2 separate regions of the Homo sapiens genome follow, and region 2 is linked to region 1. A link is an interaction called in ENCODE POLR2A ChIA-PET data of the cell type or tissue named here. Cell type or tissue: Panc1. All regions are shown on one strand.

Region 1 (2,500 bases):
TATTTGAGTTGAAAATGGCCTTTAAGACCTGTCACAGAAAGGCCTATCAGGCTTCTTTTTATCACCACACTGTTCCTCCTACACTTTCCTCCTCCTGGAACCCTTTTTCTATCTGTCTTTGGACAGAGCCCTAGTCCACTTTTTTTTTTGAGACAGGGGAGTGCTCTTTTGCCCAGGTTCTGGAGTGCAGTGGCGCGATCATGGCTCACTGCAGCCTTGAACTCCTGGGCTACAGTGATCCTCCTAGCTCAGCCTCCGGAGTAGCTGGGACTACAGGGATGTGTCAACACGCCTGGCTAATCTTTTATTTTTTGTAGAGATGGAGTTTCACTATGTTGCCCAGGCTGGTCTTGAACTCCTGGGCTTAAGTGATTCTCCTGCCTCAGCCTTGCAAAGTGGTGGGTTTACAGATGTGGGCCACCATGCCTGGCCACTATTATTTATTTATGCTAGTTACTTTATATATTTTTAATTCCATGTCAAGTGGGTTTTCTTATTGACTCCTTATAGATCAGGAAAGTGAAGCACAGAAAGGTGAAGTAACTTGTCCAAGATCACACAGCTAGGAAGCTGCATAGCCAAGATTTGAACTCATATCTCTTGAACTCAAGAGGCCGGCCTTTTCAACTAGTCTTATAATTGAAAATAAATGGTTACAAATGACCCACATGCAGATAATGAAGAATTGGCCAGAGAGTGTGTGTTTGCCCACTCGCTTGGACTGCAAATCAGGCTTTAGGGGTAGAAGAAGATCTCAGGGTTCATGGGTTTTTGGGTCTCAGATTTGGACTCAGATCTTTAGGTTCACAAATTTTTCTCAGTTCTCTTAGAGAGAATCAGGCTCTGTTGAACTGAATCATTGTAACCAGTCTCACAAGAAGCTAAAAAAAAAAAAAAAAGACTAGAATGCTAATTTATTAGTGTCTATGGATTTAGAGAAGTAACAACCACACCAGCACAGATGTCAGATGGTTAGAATGACCAATAGGGAAACTAAGTTGAAATAAGAAGGTTGCAGAGTGAGTTTATTTCCTGCCTCCTTGCAAAAAGGATTTGAGTCCATTGCAACGGGAGCTGCTATTTTTAAGGAATACAGTCACCACTGAGGCATGGTGAGTCACTCTCAACTAAAAGGCTGTATCTGCCAAACTGGCAGGAAGACTCATTGAGTCATCAATGCTCTATCTCTCTTGGACAATGCTGGAGAAAGTCTTTTCTCTCAACTCTTCATTTTCAATATTCCATTAAAACATCAGTATCAGGCTTCACTTTATTGGCTTGGGATTGTGAAGTTGCTCTATTGACTCTAATTATTCCCTGCCCAGCATTACAGTTGCAGTTTGTGCAGCTGTCACCAGGGAATGGCAATGCCTCAGGCTTAATTATGTAGGAATGGGGTGATTGGTCAGTCTTTCCATTGATGTAAATAATTCAGGAAAAGTAACACAACCAAGTGAAGTGAATGATGCTTTTTCTAGAAAAAAAAAATTCTCACTTATAAAAATGTGCTACACAGTTGGGATTGTGAAGGAAAAAAATGCGAAAATCTGGTGTAAGAGTCAAGATTGAGGGCAGGAGAAAGAAATGACTCAAGATGTCTTAACTTCCAAGGGATTTAATTCAGGGAATGGCTGTTTACACAATAATTGGAAGGTCTAAGGGTATGGGCTTTAGACTAGGTTTCCAGAAATGACTCCCAGAAAAAAGCAGAACTGACCCACCAGAAGAGCTACTACCTCTGAGGCCACCACTAGGGCTACTGATTTCAACTGTGAGACTGTTCCCGTATCAGGAAGCCACACTAAACAAGCAGCTTGGCTTCAAAATGAGTTTCAAGATGTAACCTTGAAGCAAACTGCAGAAGCCTTCAAAAAAATAAACTCCACATCCCTCTCTTTCTCACCGCATACACTCCCTCCACATTTGTCTAACGGTACGCTAGTATCTAATTATGTGCCTTCTTAGAAGTTCCAGGGGCTAATCTTGAGATGGGCAGACCAAGCCTGGAGACCCAGCTGCAAAATTCCAGAGATTATCTCAAGGTGGCTAGTGAACAACCCAGCCATTGTGGAGATGATGTCAGCCCATGCTCCAGGTAGACTGAGACCCAAGACAGCCACTGGAATGAGACACACAGACATTGTATTCAGTCTAATTCTTGCATGTCTTCCATACCAAGTTTCCCCTTTTTAATCCCTTGCCCCTTGTCTTTCCCCCCAAATTCAAAGTGGTCACTTTGGATGGGAATCCAGCCACTTCCCATTACTAGTTTTGGTTAATAAAGTCACTTTCTTTCCACCAGACCTTGCTCTTGTTGAACTCTGTAGGCAACAAGCAACCGGACCCGCATTTGGTTACAGCGCTGCTCCTCACGCTGCCTCTAGACACGCAGAAGGCTGGAAAATGGATGCAGAAAGGCTGAAAAGCCTCATGTTCCTACTACCTTGTTTGCCAATGACATCAAAGGCTTGTCATGGAACAGGAAGTTGGTCTCCACCAG
Region 2 (2,500 bases), 160 kb before region 1:
CACATGTGGCCTAGTCATACAGTTTTGATGGAACTAAATTCAGGAACTGCAGTGTAAAAACTGTGAGCTTAACATGTAATCAAAGTGAGTTTTAAACTTTTTATATCTAAGCACAGTTTCACTTCAAAGCACCCAAGGCAGTGACAAATAGATATTCTGAATGGTTGCAGCAAGAAATAAGCTATCGTGCCGGTAATTTAAATGTTTCTATTTCTATGATAACTGTTCTTTTGACAGCTTTATCTAAAACTAGAAAGAAAAAGGAGATAGAGGGATATTAGAAGAAACTTCTTAGTAATTCAAAGTGAGAATGCCAGTAGAAGAAAGGGCCCTATGAAATGAAAGTGAAAGAACCAATAAACACTCTTCGGCAACAGAAACACTGAATTTACTATTACCTCTCATCACTAAGTACTAACAGTGTTGAACAGGCCAGGAACAGTGGCTCACGCCTGAAATCCCAGCACTTTGGGAGCCCACGACAGGAGGATCACTTGAGGCCAGGAGCTCAAGACCAGCCTGGGCAACATAGTTGAGACTCCATCTCTACAAAAAATTTTAAAAATTAGCCAGGTGTGGTGGTATGTGCCTGTAGTCCCAGCTACTTAGGAGGCAGAGGCAGGAGGATCACTTGAGCCCAGGAGTTCAAGGCTGCAGTGAGCTATGATTATGCCACCACACTCCAGCCTAGGCAACAGAGTGAGGCTCTGTCTCTAAAAGAAAAAAATGTTGACAGCTTCCGCAGACAGCTATGATGGAGTAACAGAGACCAGATTTACCATGGGCCTTCAAAAGAAGTTTTAAAAAGACAAAATATATGAAAAAGCAGTTTGAAGATATCGGACAACTAGCAGCCCAAAACAGTGAACCCCGAGGGAAGGGAACAGAGGTGAGTGGTACAGCTGCCCAGCTTCCTGCCTGTGGAGAGCTGGCAGCACAGGGATGGAGAACCGAAACACAGCCCAAGGAATTGATGAGACAGAGCTGAGCACTCCAGGAGGCTAGGCGGCCAGAATTCACAGAAAGAGTACTGGCGAATAACCAGGGAGGACAGGAGAGCAGAAAGCTGTACACTGAGAGAGAGAGAAAAAACGCTCCAGACTAGCTGACAATTCCCCTCGAGTCTTCGGCTGAGTACTGAGCAGCATGTGCACATGCAGAAACTCCCCAAGGCAAGGGAAAGAACCACTGGCCAGAAGCAGGTGGAATTATCACTGGAAAATACACACAGGTCCAGAATGGTTTGTCTCCCAACAAGCCAGAGTGGAAATGCCTCACAATACACAAGTACTCAAGTACTCAGAAGAGCACTGCCTCAGTAGGGAGGAAAAATTAGCCCTAGAACCACGAAAGGTTGCTCAGTCCTGCCTAAAAAGCTTAAAGACAAGTCTTCAAAAGCAGGGTCAGCAAACTTTCTGTAAAGGATCAGATAATAAATATTTGGAGCTTGGCAGGCCACAAAGTCTCTCAGTCACAACTATTCTGTAGTGATACCACAAAAGCAAACACAGCCAAGTGAATAGGCATGGCCAGAGTTGGCTACAGGTAGTAGTTTGCTAAATCCTGCTCAAGAACATCACACTACAACAAGTAACTGTCCCAGAACAAAATCAAAAATACACAAAGGAATTAAAAATATCCAGTATATAACAAGGTAAATCCCATACTACTAGTATCCAATAAAATATTACCAGGTATGCAAAGAAACAGAACAACATGACTCATGATTAGAAGAAAAAAAAAATCAGCAAGGCATGGTAGCTCACATCTGTAATCCCAGAGCTTTGTGAGGCTGAGGTCAGTGGATCACCTGAGGTCAGGAGTTTGAGACCAGCCTGGCCAACATGGTGAAACCCTGTCTCTACTAAAAATACAAAAATTAGCCAGGCGTGGTGGAGCACACCTGTAATTCCAGCTACTTGGGAGGCCAAGGCAGGAGAATCACTTGAACACAGGGACGGAGGCTACTGTAAGCTGAGATCACACCACTGCACTCCAGCCTCAGTGACAGAGTGAAAATTTGTCTCAAAAAAGTAAAAAATTAAAAAATCAAAATCAAAAGGTCTAAACAAACCCAGAAATGACATAGGATGATATTGGTAGAGACATTAAAGCCACTCATTGTAACTGTATTCCATGTGTTCAAGAGGTGCAGGAAAGCATGAGCCTGTTAAGCAAAGACATAGAAAATATAAAAACATCCGGCCAGGTGCGGTGGCTCACGCCTGTAATCCCAGCACTTATGGGAGGCCGAGGCAGGCAGATCATGAGGTCAAGAGATCGAGACCATCCTGGCCAACATGATGAAACCCTGTCTCTACTAAAAATACAAAAATTAGCTGGGCATGGTGGCATGCGCCTATAGTCCCAGCTACTCGGGAGGCTGAGGCAGGAGAATCACTTGAACCCATGAGGCAGAGGTTGCAGTGAGCCGAGATCACGCCACTGCACTCCAGCCTGGTGACAGAGCGAGACTCTGTCTCAAAACAAAAAAAAAAAA

Evidence for each region. ChIA-PET counts read pairs that join two places held together with the same protein. Peaks named below come from ENCODE experiments on the same cell type or tissue, not always from the same donor. Only the 100,000 strongest peaks of a DNase experiment are listed, where the experiment ranks them.
Region 2: POLR2A ChIA-PET joins it to region 1 with 5 read pairs; 2 of 35 experiments call an interaction of 5 or more read pairs at or near these places.

Annotation. Positions count from the first base shown.
Region 1 is chr4:25,172,304-25,174,803 of GRCh38, reverse strand. All of the region lies in intron 1 of SEPSECS-DT (SEPSECS divergent transcript), which reads right to left. Among named protein-coding and RNA genes, the nearest start is that of SEPSECS-DT, 13 kb to the right of the region's middle. In Panc1, no CTCF peak of the experiment used is centred here; a DNase peak (open chromatin) is centred at 1,093.
Region 2 is chr4:25,329,537-25,332,036 of GRCh38, reverse strand. All of the region lies in intron 3 of ZCCHC4 (zinc finger CCHC-type containing 4), which reads right to left. Among named protein-coding and RNA genes, the nearest start is that of ZCCHC4, 18 kb to the right of the region's middle. RefSeq lists an enhancer at 470-539. In Panc1, no CTCF peak of the experiment used is centred here; no DNase peak of the experiment used is centred here; H3K4me3 peaks cover 949 bases; H3K27ac peaks cover 609 bases.